2 separate regions of the Mus musculus genome follow, and region 2 is linked to region 1. The links are chromatin loops, found by intact Hi-C in ENCODE. Cell type or tissue: gastrocnemius. All regions are shown on one strand. Links, peaks and the distances in the headings refer to the core of each region. The heading gives the core; the rest is flanking DNA.

Evidence for each region. A loop is a pair of places that touch in the nucleus more often than their neighbours do. Peaks named below come from ENCODE experiments on the same cell type or tissue, not always from the same donor. Only the 100,000 strongest peaks of a DNase experiment are listed, where the experiment ranks them.
Region 2: it touches region 1 in a loop (2.2-fold over the local background); 7 of 42 quality-filtered maps call a loop at or near these places.

The regions. Positions count from the first base shown.
Region 1 is chr13:93,065,378-93,073,720 of GRCm38, forward strand. Cmya5 (cardiomyopathy associated 5) reads right to left here. Exons shown (of 13, transcript NM_023821.3): 7 at 3,902-4,051. It overlaps Gm31745 (a long non-coding RNA gene), which reads left to right. Exons shown (of 4, transcript XR_382755.4): 4 at 3,315-4,147. Gm4814 (predicted gene 4814) reads left to right here and starts at 7,927. Exons shown (of 3, transcript NR_036451.1): 1 at 7,927-8,118; 2 at 8,266-8,299. In gastrocnemius, for the core only: a CTCF peak has its summit at 4,341; DNase peaks (open chromatin) are centred at 3,981, 4,299, 5,236 and 7,889; H3K27ac peaks cover 588 bases.
Region 2 is chr13:92,852,601-92,860,943 of GRCm38, forward strand. It overlaps Mtx3 (metaxin 3), which reads left to right. Exons shown (of 9, transcript NM_001162945.2): 9 at 184-5,618. The coding sequence ends at 294. Among named protein-coding and RNA genes, the nearest start is that of Mtx3, 12 kb to the left of the region's middle. In gastrocnemius, for the core only: a CTCF peak has its summit at 3,517 (motif pointing left); a DNase peak (open chromatin) is centred at 7,598; H3K27ac peaks cover 958 bases.

The DNA.
Region 1 (8,343 bases), core at 196-8,195:
CAAGACCCAATTATTAATTCAAAGATGTCTTATATAATAAACTAAAAATTAGTTACTGAAAAACATAGTCTGTAAATTTTACAGAAGACTCAAACTGATAACTTTACAAATATTATTTGTGATAATTTTCTCTTAGGATATATAAGTACGCAATAGCTCTCTAAAAACTGATACTTAGAAAGATATATGTAGTATTGCTAGTGAACACTTATCACAGCTAATAGAATGTTAGTACATTTCTGAGATTCATGATCCACAATTAAAGTAATTGATTTCAAAAGCAAATATCAAACTTGTATAGCGCATGTATCACCTTAAATTTCAGTAATAAAGTTTCAAGAAAAGCCTTAAGACTCAGTGCCAACATTCCACAGGACTCTATCACCAGAAAGGACAGCTATGTGCTTGTATTTAAGACTCCGCGGAGCATCTTTACAGACTAGTAAACAATTCTGCCACTCACTATGACTGCGAAGGTCTCGGATCCTGATGGTTTCTCAAGAACTGTAGTGCCACACCCTGAACAGCTTTAGGACTTGGCCTAACTAGGGTGATGGGATGGAGAAATGCCCGAAAAGCAGCCACATGTACAGAAAAGCTGTGATGAGCGAGGCCACGTGCTCGAACGGTGATGCAGCATCAGCAGCTGCAGCTGGGAATGGAGTATGTTTCAGTCAAGGAGGTGGGTTTATAAAATACAGCTGAACAAGGAGCTGATTTAACTATTCTTGGTAGGGAAACAGTCTCAGGCCGTAAGCATCAAGGAAGAGAAGGCTGGGGTTGATAGTTTCTATGTACACTGATTGATAATTCCTAAACACTCATCCTTGGACCACCGGAAGACTTTGCCACCACTCTGAGCCTCAGCCAGGAAAGGCTTTGCCACGCCCACAGGCCTGAGGCACTGAGGTTCTCAACATGGCTGAGCTTTATAACAACAACACACATTCTCTCAGGGCTTCCTCCACATTCCATATTTTAGAATCCTTTTAAATTTCTGCTTTTATAGTGACATATTTAAATTTGATAGGATAATAAGTTATTACGAGAAGTTGAAATTGGTTCAATCAAGACATTAGATTTTCTTAAGTGATTTTAATTTAAATATTTTTAAGGTAAATATCACTAAATGCTATTACAAATGCCTGTCCCTTTGGATTTTTATTTGTTTAGGGTTTGGGGATTTTTGATACATGGTCTCACTTGGAACAGACTGGCATGGGATGTACCATTCTCCTGCTTCCATATCTGGAGTACTGGGGTTATAGGGACAAGCTACCTACCACATCCAGTGATGCCTTACATGTTAGGCCAATCTGATCATCTTTACTGAAATGCTCTCTCCTTTAAAAATGATAATTTTCTCCCTGGAATTAGCATATGATAATTTTAGTTATCCTTCTGTATTGCCCTGAATGTTACCATCTAAAATACCCCTAGTTAAGAACCCAGATTGTTTCCCAAAAGAAACTTAGGACACTTTGGCTGCCCGGGGAGAACAATAGTTTAAAGAATATTGCAAACACTAACACTTCCCCTGTAGTCCAGAAGCCAACAACTGCAGCTTTTACCAGAGCTGTCCCTTCAGACACTCCTTTCAGCAATCACATGGCACCTGTTCTTGGAGACCTTACAATACACACCACAGTACCACAGGGTAGGTCTTCAACAAGGTGCACCAGCACATTTCAAGGCCTTGAAACAGTGAGACACTACAGGACACAGGACAGGAAGTCTTCTAGCTAGTGATGGAGTGGGATGAGCACCCTGGAAAGGCACTCCAAGTACTAACTATAACTTAAGAAAGATCTTGGCTAGACATGGACTTTCATGTGTAAAACAAAGCAAAGAGACAAATATAAACAGGTTTGTTTATCAATGAAAGATCAGTTTGACTCCTGACCCAATCATGAATAACTTAATGTGACCATGGGAGAATTATTTAACCCTATATCCATTTTTCCATGTGTAAATGGCCTGTAACACTTTGGCATGTGGTATTGTGTTGCTATTTTCTTCACAATTAAAACAGTCCATCCTGAAGGGAAGCTCCTTACAATAAAAAGTAAACAATTCAAATAGCTTCAGGAAGTCCCTGAAACTCATTAGATTCACTAGGCCCTTCCTCCCTTCCCTCTTTCCCTTCCCTCTTCCCCTTAACCCTTCCCCCTTCCCCTAAGAATAAACATCAAAGACTGCTTAGAGTCACTCTCAGAAAAGACATACTACATAGATGACTCTGACAAAACCCCAGACACCTAGAAGAAAGAGACCAGCTGAACTCTCTGGAAGAGGTTCAGACCAACTGAGCCATCTGGAAAGGCTTCTCTAACCTGTTGAGCTGACTGCAGACTGTTAAGTGTGCTCCAGGTTTCCAGCTCTGTGATCTGTCACCCACACTGGGATAGGCTTTGATGATGTAGCTGTTTTTGTGTCATGCCTGCTCCTGTGAATAACCCTTCATATTCCTGTAAGTCACCCAATAAAACTCATTGGTTCCCCAAGTTCGGTTTTGATGTTATCTATAATTTGGTCTGTCATGGCTCCCTATATGGGCCAAGTAGATATATGTGTGTGTTGTAACTCCCCAGGAAATATCTGGCGTATGGTCTTTTGTCAGAGTCACATAATACATCGTCACTGTTATATGGTAACAGGTCATTTTTGTCTCTAGAGATGGATTTAACCAACTTTATACTGTGCCCACAGTTACCTCCACAGAAACTTTTGTCTAAATTAACTTTACATTTCAAAAGATTTAGATTTTGTGGGTCAGTTGGTGGAACGTTTGCCTAGAATGGAGGAACCATGGGTTTGGTCCCCATGACCATGTTAACCAGGTGTATAGTGACTCCTTGAATCCTAGCACTTAGCCAATAGGCCTGGGAAGACCACAACCTCAAGGTCATCCTTAGCTACAAAGTGAATTGCAGGACAGTCTTGGATACATGAGACCCTGTCTTTAAGAAAAAAAAATAATCAACTTTAAAAAATAATTGTTAAGTCTTAGCAACAGTGAGATATTCTACCATATTTTTCCTCATTATAACTGGGCTCCTGCGTTTTGCAATGGGTTGTTGATACTGCCACATGCTCATCTAATTTCCCAAGCATGTGGGTCTGTCTTCAACAAGCAACACCGAATGCCAGCACTCCCCGCACTGATTGACTCATCAGGATATACAACCTCAAGCTGCCTGCTCTTAGGCCTCATCAGAAGTTCTGAGCAGAGAGATCTGCACAAAAGTTTAGCTTGGGAGGTCTGCCATCTGTTCTCCACGCTAAGCAGTGTCACGTCTATCTCCCATTACTAGGTGCCACTGGATGGCTATACCATACCTAGACCCACACCTTGAGGATTGCGAACTCTGAATCTACAAACCTGATACTCAGTGTTGTGTGTGCATGAAACTTACTGTGGAGGACACTGGCCTATGTACAGCTCACCTCCCCTCTACGGAGCAGAGCACACCACACTGTCTCTCAGACTTCAGCACAGTTAAACCTCCATCTCTCTGAAACGTTCGGATGACACTGCCTTCATGAAGATGAGCATCGCTTACTTGCTCCTGTTATTTTGAGCCCTCAAAGTCTAATCTGAATCTCAGTATCAATGCTCGTGTTGACCATTGTGATATCTGAATGCTCTCCCCTGATACCAATTTCCAGATTGTTCCTTTCCTCTAACATAGTAGTATGTGGTTGTTGAAGGATTTTGTTATCATTCCTGTAAGTGGCTAAAAAATGCTTTGTGGAAGTATAATATCTTAATGTGTATATATTTATTTATATACAATTTAATTTATATATTTTTATATACAATTGTCACGTGTATAGGACCTTAATTTACAGTAAGATGCAGAAATATATGCCAGCATCTGTAGCTCTGCAGCAATCTTACCATTTATTTCTTGATCATCCTGAGGCTCCTCTACACAGTATACCTGGAATGAGTCCACAACATCCTCCTTGTTCACGCTCCAGTACACTGCAATTGTTGTGCTGGTAGCAGAGCTTGGTTCCTGGGGTTCTAGTCTGGGAGGCTGTGGAACTGGAAGGAAACACAATTCACTATGACTAATGCTATTTTACTGACTGTTGTGTTTAAAACATGTTCAATGTGTTGTTAAAAAAAAAAAACCAACAATACAGAAATCTATGGGATAAAAGTAGGAAGGTTCCCCACTGCAACCTGCAGCCTAACTCCATTCCTTTGATACAGCCACTATTAGAGTGGAGTGTGAGGAGCGTGCGCGTCCCTCCATTGTTTCCCCTGCATTTCTGTAAGAGCATAAGCAACACAAATAGAAATGAACAAAAGTGCGCCCCCAGCTGGGGTCACTGCATAACTACTCTGTAGTTTTATACTTAGAGAAATAAACTTACACTGACTAATTGACTATGCAATAACTTGGCTTTGGATATGCTTTTTAGATAAGAAAATGATATACTGTTCTATATTGGCACAGTTTATAACAATAAAAAACAGTGAATCTTTTTCAGATATAGGATCTTCAAGTGAAGGAAACATAGTAAATATTAGACTAGAATGTTTAAAGCTGCAATCCATCTTTTTTTTAACATAATAGTCCTACAATTGTTTTAATTAGATGTAAAAATAGAAAAGAGTAGAAGTGACCTCTTGATTAAATGCCATGTAAATTGTAGATGCCTGATGTAATCCATGGTTCTGAATTTTAAAGACAACAATATCCTCAAGTGTTTTACTGGAGATTCTTGAAACTTATAATCATGTGTATTGAACACTAGTGCTGCATAAAATGCAATTATCTTCCTGCACTTATTAAACAAGATCATTGCACATATTTTACACATCAGAGAAAAAGATTATTCTCATAGTTAAAAAGACATCATGCTTTTAAAATTTGTGTGTTTGTGTGTGTGTGTGTGTGTGTGTCTTCCCCATCCAACAAGTTCATGAGAGATAAGCATACAGGAATAATGTAGGCCGAATTTATAAGTTGACACTCAGGGAAAAGAAAAAAAAAGTTAGTTCATCAATAAGGTCAAAAATGAAAAACAAAATAAATGAATTTGAAAAATGGAATAAAAAGACCAATTGAAATGATTCAATAAAGATAAAGAAGTGAGGAGTGATGCAGTTATAAAAAACGGGAGCAAACGAGGAGAATGGTGAAGTTCATAGGCCAGAACAGAAGCTGGCTTCTAAACGAGAGGCACCCCTCCCCCTCTCTGCATCACATAGCCTCAGGGTTATGTCCTAGGCTTGTTAAACGAAGCAAGATAATGTAGATCGAGTGTTTGAACTGTGTCCGCTAGAAGCAGCATCTGGGGTGGCAAGACAGCCGTGGCAGGAGGAACAAACAGTAGAGAAGAGAGCAAAGAACTCCTAATCGTGAAGGCTGAACTGGAGTCTGAGTACCTGGCAGGCAGGTCATAGAGGCCATAGAGACAGGACACACTGAGCAGACACCTGCCTGCCTCCTGCCTGCCTCCGCCTTTCCCTGAAGACTGACAGCTGTATCTTCTAACAGAGAACCTAAGAGTGGTTCTCAATGCTACAGCCTTTAATACAGTTCCTGTTGTGGTGACACCCAACCATGAAATTATTCCGTTCCTATTTCATAACTGTAATGTTGCTACTGTGATGAACTGCAATGTAAATGTCTGATATGCAGGATATCTGACAGCCCCAAGGGGTCACAACCCACAGATTGAGAGCTACTGCTCTGAAGGTGTTCGTCCACAGAGAGGATCCAGCAGATTGTTGTGTGGCCCAGGTCTATAGAACAGCCAAACAAAGCACTTCAACTATTATTAGTCTTTGAAGCAGCATGGAGAGCTTCCTGGAGCATGAATAATGTGAATGATCTTCCCAGTATAAATTATACACAGGACTGGAGCTAACCTTGCAAAAAATGGCAACATCGTTCTATATCCTTTCTCTCTAGCACAACTTCACAAACTTAAAAACTGATTGTCAACCCCCCACCTACCACCTAACTTTAAGGTAGAGCCGCTGCAGGGAACTAAGCATAACATGCAGGCTAGAAGTGATTTTGTTTCCCATCCAAAGAGTTAAAGTTAAAATATCCTTTTCTTCAAACAGGAGATACTGTTACTCTTAAACATGCTCCAAAGGGGAATAAGAACATCACATAGACATAATCTAATAATCATGGCTACATTTATAATTCATATTTGGCAGAATGCTGGGACCTAGATCTTATATGTTAGCAACTCTGCTTAAACTTTTACAGGGGTAAACTTAAATAAGTGTGATGTCAAAAAATACAAATGGAATCTTGGGGCTTCTTTGCCAGAAGCTCGGGTGCAGGAAGAGGAAGCTGTGGAGCCCCCCTGACTGGCAGGATGCACCCATAGAACATTTTCACACTCAGGGAGCTACACAGTAATCAGCTGAGATTCCATTACCTGGGGCCAAATATATATTCCACTCAACCTCGCTTTCAAAAACTCCACAAAACGTACAGTCATAGAAGCATGCATCTACAGTTCCAGCACCCAGGAGGCTGAAGCAGAAGGACCATGAATCCGACTCCAACTTGGGTTATACAGTGAGATGCTTTCTCCAAAACCAAACACAGGTCAGGAGGAAAGCAGCCTCAGTCTCAATAGCCAAGAGGTGAAAACAACCCAAGTTCTATCCATGGATGGATGGATGGATGGATGGATGAATGGATGGATGAAACTACTCATGGTGTAGGCATATAGTAAGTCTTAAACACCAAACTTGTGACATGTGTCACAAACATGAGTGAACATGGGAGGAAAATATGCTAAGTGGAATAAAACAGCTACAGAAAGGCACTATCTGGTTCCGCTTCTTCAGAGCATCAAACTCAGAGAAAAAGGAGGGGGAGGGGCAATTTCTGGGATCTGGAAGACGAGGGGGTTAGTGTTTTCATGGACAGAGAGAGTCAGTGTTGCAAGATGAAATTCTGGGTATATATGGTGGTAATAGTTGTCAAAACTATGGACATACTTCATGCTACAGATATATACTGAGTAATACACCCAGTGTTGTGTATACACCTTTAATCCTAGCCTAGGTAGGTAGAGGCAGGCAGATCTCTTTGGTTGAGTGCAGGACAGCCAAGGCTTTATAGTGAGACCCTGACTCAAAATAGATAACTGGGTAAAATGAAATAAAGTAAAATAAAAATGAGTGCTTTTGTTTTTTAATAAAAATGGATAAATTATTTTTTAAGATTTATTTTCTTTTAATTTGGGGTATACATGTGTGCTTCTAAGTGGGCTTATGTCTATACAAGTGCTGGTACCCACGGATTCCAGAAGAGAGCATCAGAGTCCTGACCTGGAGCTATGGGCAGTTGTGAGCCACCATTGTAGGCACTGAGAACTGAACTCAGGTCCTCTGCAAGAGCACCACACACTCTTAGCTGCTGAGCCATCTCTCCGGCCCCTAATATATAGCAAATTATATATGCACCTTATCACAGTTACAAACAAATCTAAGATCCAGAATCAAACTAAGTAAACCTTCCTCCTGGGGCTGGTGTGAGGAGGAGAGGACTGGCCCTGTGGGTTTCACCAGGGCGGGGCCTCCGTGGGAACTGAGTAAGAGGTGAACGCTGTCGTCTCTCACAGGGAAGCCTGTGTTCTCTCCTCACTCTGTGTAAGTCAGCAGGAGCCAGATGCTCAAGGGCCTTCTCTCTGTGCGGTTGCATTGATCTCAGAACAAAATATACAGGCCCTGGGCTGCGTATTCACATGCAGACATATGCAGAACAGAGCAGACATTCATAGGCATCCATTCTCAGGGCTCTCTCCCCTGAGGTGCTTCACATCTCAGGGCTCTCTCCCCGGGGTGCTTCACACCTCTGAGACTGCGTACACTTCCTGGGCGATGGCAAACAGTCTGCGACTGCAATTTTGCAGCCTCTAACACACATAAAAAGCCCTCCCGCTGAGCAAAGGGCGCTCAGAAGTCTATTCTTGAAAACGGGCAGCTGTGTATAAAGAAGCCTTGAAGACAGACGGCTGCTCCGTTCATCAAAATCTTGTTTGCAGCTGATGTTCTAGTTTAATGGCTCTGAAAGACACGAGAAAACACCCTTCGGCGCAGGACAGTTCTGAAAAACATTCATTAGGGTAAATGACTAAATTGTCTACGTTATTAAGGTCGTTGGGTATGAGTGTTTTGCAGGTGGGGTTTTTTTTGGGGGGGGGGGGGAGTAAGCTTTCTTCTAAAGACACAGTGGCTTTTGACTGGTTACTAACCTAGAACTTTCTCAACAGGAATGAGCGTTTTAACACCCCTGCCATCTGTGAGGTAAACCTGGTTGACAAGGGTACCTTTGGATAAGGACTTGTGAG
Region 2 (8,343 bases), core at 312-8,311, 210 kb before region 1:
GGCAGCTAGTATACAAGGTCTGACATCCACAATTTTTGAGTGATTATTATCAGAGGAAGTTACTCCATCAGTCCTAGAAACACCTGGTTCTACCCTCTCCCAGGCTGTAGACTAAATGGGGAGGCCACGCTCCACAAGACTAGAGCCTCAGCCTCACTCAGATGTGTCTTGTACTTTTCACAGATGGATGGCAACCTCCGCCAAAGCCCTCAGCTTCTTCCTCGGAAGCTGCCGACCCTCAAACTGACTCCAGCAGAAGAGGAGAGTAATTCCTTGCAGCTGCTGTCACCCTGACAGTCACAGCCAGTTGCAGCTGGTCTAATGATTGTTGCAGTCATTGCTGATGCCAAGTGCACAGAGACTCAAAGAATGCTGTAATAGGTTTAAGACTAGAGCAGAGGGAGCTGTATCTGACTCTTTTTAAATTAGGAAAGCTATTATTTTAGCTTGGCAGTGCATTTTAAATAAAGGTGAATGCTAAGCGAACTGGGTGGGTGGGTGGGCAGGACAAGCCAATGGTACTGTATATAAAAATCCTGCCTTAACCTTGGCAGATCTTTGCCTTTGGTTCAGGTGTTGCTGACCAAAAGCTGCAATTCTGTTGTGAATGTACATTTTTAATGTATTTAAGTTAATTTATTAACTTAGTTTTTCTTAGACTTGTCTCAGTACATAATATGTGGCTTTTTGGCTGAGACCTTATTCTTTTAAGAAGTCTGATGCCGATTTTAGGAACCAGGAAAAATAGAAATTATTTCAATAGAAAAGCCTATATTTAATTTTAAAAAGCAATGAGGAATATGCTTCTTAATTGTTCTCTCATAAATCTGCTCCTTTGGCAGTTTACTGCTACATATGCAAATGTTAAAGGTGGTTTATATAATACCCCTGATAGCGCACATGCGCATGCACGCACGCACACAAGCCAGTGTGACTAAGTACTTGCTGATAGGTTTGCTCTAAGCTAGCAGAGATGAACATGGCAGCCTTAGACCTGTGTATTTAGTACACCATTGCTTACGTGTCTCACTCTTATATCAACTCCAGAACTGGAAGTCTAGCTGTCTACTGTATTGTTATTGTGCTCACCTAACTGTTCAGCCTCCTTGGGATGAGCCGTGGCGAGCGTCTCAGATCTGCTCCCGTGTGTCGGGTCTCCGTGATCCATTTGACTCAAAGCAGTTTGTTTCCTAATACGCATATCATGTAGTCACACTTTCTGACAAACTATTATTTCCTGTGCATTTTTAATTAGAGTTGAAGGATCCAAAGGAATGAGTCAATAGCAGGTTTCTCAGACGATTTACAGTTATTGGTTGTGAATGAGCCGTTCAAGGATTTGTTGTGTGGTAGTTTTACATATAATAGAAACTTGCTGATTTTAGTGGCCAACGTGCTTCTGTTATTGTAAAACTACTTCTGGGATTTTAAAAATAGGACCATGTTTGGGATTAGTGTCTTACAAGATTACTGTGGTGCTCAGAAAATGTTGCCAAGTTCTGCAGAAACCAGGCTGTGTTGTCTAGAGACTCGGCTACTGCGAGCAGAGCGGAGCTCAGCTGCATTTGACCTACATCGCCCCAGGTTGCTCTGTTTTTGGTAGATGTAAGTCTTAGGTCACTGTAAATACTCATTCTTGAAGCTTTAAATAAGACACAGGTAGCCCTCACGGTCCCATCCACCTCTGTGAGTGCATTTGCATTTAGGACATGTACTCAACGAGTTTCACAGAGATGCTTTAACAAAGGGTGTTTGTGTGTGTGTGTGTGTGTGTGTGTGTGTGTATGTGTGTGCATAGAGTGTGCGATGTAGGGGTGAATGTGTGCTAGTGAGTGTGGGTTTGAGCATGTGTGTGTGAGTGAATGTGTGTAGGGTAAGTGTATGTGTGTATGTGTGTGTGGTGTATGTGTGTACGGGAGGTGTGAGTGTATGTATTTTTGCGATCTAAAACAAGTTACAACAATCTGAAATCTGAGTATATCTGAGTATTGTGTTTTAAATGTAATGATCAAGAGGCTTCGTTGTCTCTAGGATTGACTTTATATTGAAGAAGGATGGTTGACACATTAGTCATATATCTGCTTATGCTTTAATCAGGGTTAGTCATTTTCAACTAGTATTAATGGTAAACCTTCCAAAAAGTATTTGAAGTAGTTTATAATTGTAAAATGCATGTAAGAGTAGGACAATTCTTCTTGAAAGCTGACAGTTCCTAAGAGAAAGAACCGTATCAACAGAACGAGACCTCACTCTGTGGGTGATGTTAGAAGGTGATTCTGAGGTAAGTTCTGCTGAGGAAGGAGCAGGGGCTTACATGATAGAAGAATGCAGCAGGCCATGTTCAGACGACTCCAGACTTCAACCAGGGAGTTACTGTGCTGTGTGTGCACCAAACTCTTCCTAATCATTTTAGAATAACAAGCACTCATTCTGTTTAGTGGAGAGGATGTCTGTAAAGTGACTTGTTTTTTTTTTTTTTATGGTCACACTGCTCTGAACTGCCTTTAGCCTTATATTCTGTAGCCCATGTGCTTCAAAACCACATTTCTGAGCTGCAGAACCTTAGTTAGCTGAGTAAGAACTTAGATGTTAGTACTGAGTTCAGCTCTATTTGTCTAAGTAAATGGGACAGGAGGAAGCTGTAACTGAGCATAGAATACTTCAGGGACCAGGCACACTGAGAAGCTCTTAGAAGGAGGTAGTTCCTCAGACTGGACAAAGGGCCTTGGTGACCCTGTCAGGATGTATGTGCGTGAGTTTGCTGGAGAAAATGGTCCACAGCCCTGACCAAACACTGTGAGCCATGGGTTTCAGAGGTGGTGGTAGCAGCCAGCATGGGAACAGGGATTATGCCCATTTTTAATTTTGTTGATTTTACAGAGCTAGAAAAAAAATTTAGTTTGCTAATTCCCACAGGAAAACACCCTCAGTGAGCACTGTCATCACAGTGGTGACCTAACACTGAAGAAACCACAGACAAGGGCATGAGGGGACCCCACAAAAGGCTCACAGTAGCAAATGTCGGGGTACTAGAGGACCTGATACTTTTTGGAAGCAACCATTTTTATTTCCAGTTATAATCCCTAAAAATTTATAACTGATAAATACAGTAACACAGGGAACAAAGATACTTAAGTTAAATCTAAGTTAAAGTGTTTTCAAAGTTTAAAAATGGGCAAAATGAACATCAACAGAGGCAGAAACTTGTGGAATATTGTAAGAAAACCACTTTGTTCAGGTGGTATTTGAATTGGGTACTGCATCTCAAGACATGCACCTACCAAGCTTGCTCAAAATGATTTTTTTTTTTTGGTAGGGTCAACAGTTTTTCAACAGCCACAACAATAACCACTCAAAGGCAGAATATAAATATTTAAATATGCGTGGGAGCTGAATGGATGGCTCAGTACTTGAGAGAACGCACTGCTCTTGCTGAGGACGTGGGTTCAGTTCCCAGGACCTCTAGCAGGGGGTTTACAACCTTCTGGAACTCTAGCTCCAGGGGATCTGGCGCCCCCTTCTGGAATCCATGAGCACCTGTACTCAAAATGTTCCTGTACCCACCCCACCCACACACACATACACATAATTAACAGTAAAATATATTTAAATATACTTAGGAAGCTGAATGATGGGGCCATGGAATATCTCCTTCCATTTTTGTAATGCTTTAAGAGTCTATAATTATTCCAAAATAAAAGGATTTTCAAAAAGCAAACCTAATAGAGTAAGTTCGTCACTATCTACATATCTCTATCTTAAAATTTAACACTGCAGACTTAGTATTCAGTTCCAAATGAGAACTAGATTATATACTGATAATTTTTTTATTTCACTCTTGAGTTTAAAGAAAAAGGGGCTCAGGTTTCTAACATGCTTCCCGGAAGATCGCCCTTGCCTTGTGAGAATGTTTCTAACAACCTCACACCAAAACGGATTTTCCATTAAAATATCAAGATGCTTATGATTTTACGTTTCTAATGTGTGTTAACTGAAGCATCACTGGGCTTGAGAGTGCTGCCCGTCATGATGAGAAGGCCAGGGGGCCTTTGGTTCTTTGTTAGTGTGGAAGTTGCTGTTGGTGTTGCAATCGCTGGGACCCCAGGATGCTTGTTTGGCACTCAGTGCTGTTGTGTCCAAAGCAAATGAGGACTCTGGGAATTTAAAAGGCTTAAAAATATTTTTCCAGAAAAACAGTCCGTGGATTACTTAAAAGAATTAACATTCTTAAACAGCACCATGTGATGGAAGGGGAGCTGGAGCTGATTGCTTGTGAGTAGTGAAGGTGCGTTGTGATAGAGGATCGTGCCAACAGAATAAGCAGCTTCTTTCAAAGGGGAAACAGGCTAGTTGTTTTTATGCCCTCGTTATTATTAATCTGAAGTTATAAGGTAAAAAACATTTAGTTTCTGCAAGAGTAGATTCTAAGAGGGAATTTGGCAGAATATGTTGTTCTACTAAGTTTGGAAAATGCTGTATTGTGCAGAGCTGACTTGCTGTAGGCTTTTCAGAGCCTTTGATGTGTAAATGTGTGTTTTTGGTTTCTAGCTTCAGAGATGTTTTACTTTATTAGCAAAGAGGACAGACTGAACAAGGCTGCGCGCAGGCGCATACTCATCCCCCAGGGGGACTCATTGTCTCCAGTAAGCACCTCCACTTAATACCACTTCCCTAACTTATTTTACTGAGGATTTTTTAAAAGTCGATGTTTTATGGGATTTGTGTTCTGAGAAATGTCCTTAGGAGAACATTGAGGATTTGTTGTCTGTGCTCATTACAAAGTTTCTGCTTTGAGTGTTTCTCTGGTGATGGTAAGGGCGACTAAACAAGCTCCATTTCTCCCAGAGTCTAAACCAGCTCACCAGTGAGGCCATGGCGTTTTGTCAGCCTCTGCAGCATATATACACAGTCGCAGGCTCGATGCTCCAGGGTTTGGATGTACATTAGAAGCACAACTTGCCGTGCGGTTTGGGTGCTGGAGTAATGGTGAGCAACCAACCACAGGAAAAGCTCTTGGACCTTAGTCCTGACGCTTCGGTTTTCCACTCGAAGATTAGAGCAATGCCTGTAATCATGTAGTTTACATATCCCAGATCTTTGGCGATCACTGGAAGTGCCCTGCCAGAGTTTGCATCAGCCTCTGAGAGTCATTGGAGAAGGAGAAGGCCATTCTGGCTGCTTGTTCTTTGGTCTGTGGGCTGCTGGCGTCTTGATCTGATGGCGGACGGGTGTATACAAGCCTTTAAATGCATAAAGATGATTTGGGTTTCTCTTACGTCTTATTGTTTTATAAAATAGAAACCATCCTTAAGTGAAACTGAGGTTTTGTAGCTTCACTTTAGCTTTCTGGAAGATCAACAGAGGAAGGGACAAGAGCTGCATATGATGTTTATTGGCTCCGTCTCCCAAGGCAGTCTCTGGATGGGAAACAACGTAAGCATCTGTTCTAGTGTGCAAATACCATAGCCTTGCCTACTGTGAATGTATTTTACCTAGAGCTGATGTAGAAATACCCAGAAGTGGAAATGATGGTCACTGTTAAGAATGTATTCTGACAAATGAGAAACTGGATATAATCTCAAAATAGCTATTTTCTCAATAAAATTTCAAATCATTGGACTGTTTGTTAATTCTTGGTGTATATCATTTATTCATTGATATGGTTGCCTTTCTTGAGATGAACTTTAGCAGCTGAAAAAAGTTATCAGTTACTGGGTGCTGGGGCTCAGCCAGATGAAGTACCGTTTCATTTCACCCATTTTTGTCTAGGATCCATGGGTACCCTTGTGAGATGTGTACTCCATACCAAGTGGGTGCATGCCTACTCTCAAGGCCACTGACCTGCATGCCACACCAGACACCTACAGCTGTGCACGGTTGTTGCTCGTTCATTCCTCAGATCTGTCAGTTTCTCTTCCTTTGCCCTTTCTTTAGTCGGCCCCCAGTCCAGCAATGTTCCATTCAGCTGAATGGAGACATTAAGGAAAGAACACTGTTTTAGGCTGGATGGAGGGCACTGGTTTGCTTCTTTTTCTTCTTAATTATGTACGTGCATATGCTTGTGTGTGTGCCTCTGTGTGTGTGTGTGTGTGTGTGTGTGTGTGTGTGTGTGTGTGTGTGTAAGTGCATATGTGAGGGTGAGCATACACAGGCCAGCATATAACCTTAAGTGTCATTTCTCAGGTGTTACTCACCTTTTCCTGGTGTTCACCAAGTAGTCCAGGCAAGTCCCGCCTCCATCGTCTCAGTGCCAGGATTCCATACATTGTGTTACCACATCCAGCTTCCTCAGTGTGGGGTCTGGGGGTCAGACAGGTCCTCATAAGCAAGTACTTTGTTGACTGAATCATCTCCTCTGCCCGCCCCCCCCCCCAATCTTTTTAAATAAACACATGTCTGTGGAGAGCATTGTGGTTTCCTTATAGCGGTTTTAGGGCAGTCCCTGATAGGAACCCGATAGGTGTCAGCCAGAGTTGTTTTCATTGGAAGATAATTAACATGTACTAAAATGTGGAGCTCTTCCAGGACCTGTTCAGGTAAGTAGTTCTCTTACTTCAGAAACTGCTACCTCTTTGCTAAGTTTTGTATCCACAGAGAACCTGAAGCAGCTGCGGTGGCGAGACAGGGATGTCACCTGCTTCCTGCAGGAGGGCAGCACAGTGCTGCAGTTGAGGGAAGGGTGGAATTCCCCTGAGGAAACAGAACTACCTGCAGCTCACAGCTGAGAGCCAGTTGACAAATCAAGGAATTCTTACTCCTAATTGATTCTATCAGAGGATTGGCCTTGTCTGATTTGGGGCACTCTAAATCCCCGAGTATTTAGGGGATGCCACACTATAGCAGCGCAAATAGTACTTTGCTGTTCCTTTGTCACAACCACAGCTATCAGTAGGAAAAATGAAAAGTTTTGCCTGCCTCCATTTGCCCCAGAGGAATGGAGATGAAGAGCTGAGAGGCTGGGTGGAGAGATGGCTCAGTGGTTATGCATACTGGCAACTCTTTCCAGAGGACACTAGTTTTGTTTTTGTTTGTTTGTTTGTTTGTATATTTATGTATTTGCATTTCAAATCTTATCCTCTTTCCTGGTTTTCCCTCTGGAACCTCCCTCTGCCCCTGCCCCTCCGCCTCCCCCTGCTTTTATGAGGATGTCCCCCCTCCCACCCACCCACTCCCACCTCACTGCCCTGGCATTCCCCTACACTGGGAAATCAAGCCTTTATAGGATCACAGACTTCTTCTATTGATGCCAGACAATGCCTTATCTGCTACATACGCAGCTGGAGCCATGGGTCCCTCCATGTGTACACTGTGGTTGGTGGTTTAGTCCCTGGGAGCTCTGGGCATCTGGTTGGTTGATATTGTTTTTCCTATGGGGTTGCAAACCCCTTCAGCTCCTTCAGTCCTTTCTCTAACTCCTCCATTGGGAACCTTGTACTAAGTCCAATGGTTGGCTGCAAGCATCTGCCTCTATATTGGTCAGGCTCTGGTAGAGCCTCTCAGGAGACAGCTATATCTGGCTCCTGTCAGCCAGCACTTACTTCTTGGCATCCGAAATGGTGACTGTTGTATATGGGATGGATCCCCGGGTGGGGGTGGGGCAGTCTCTGAATGGCCTTTCCTACGGTCTCTGCTCCACACTTTGGAGGGCACCAGTTCTGTTCCCAGCAATCCAAAGCTGCCTTTTGGCCTCCACATGTGGTAAAAAGACATGCAGGCAAGACACCCGTGCACATAAAATTAAACTTTTGGCTGGGTTTGAAGAGGAAATGGTGCTGAGAGGTTAGGATTTGCCATTCTGTGATCTGGATCCTAAATGATGACCTTAGCCTCTTCATGATCTCACAAGAGTTTCGGGAGAAAACCATGGCCGTCTCTCAGGGTACAAGGGTCAGCCTCCTGGGGTGCCTTTCAGCAACTATGATAAAAAAAATGAAGGCAGCTATACATTATCAAAGACATTTCTAATTTCTAAAGACACAACCAACCAAGGCTCCAAAAGTTGCACATTTCCAAGTGGGGGAGACACTACTAGCTTTGTCCTTTGCAGTAAGAGAATGGAAAAAAACAGATATGCTTTCACATTATAAATTCAGTTAAGGGTTGGTTCCTTAGGTCTCACTGGGGATGGTGACATTCTCAAGAGTCACATTTTGAAAAAGCTAAATCTTTTGGTGTAGAGGTATTGGTATTTCTCAATTAGGACCAAATAGACTTAAGGTTCATTTTAAATGCAGAAAGCAAACTGACTTACTTGGAGACTTCTTATGTTCTTCCAGGTTTGATGTGCAATATCCCAGTTTTCCCCCATGGGAGAGAAGATTATCCTTTAAACCTGATACACCA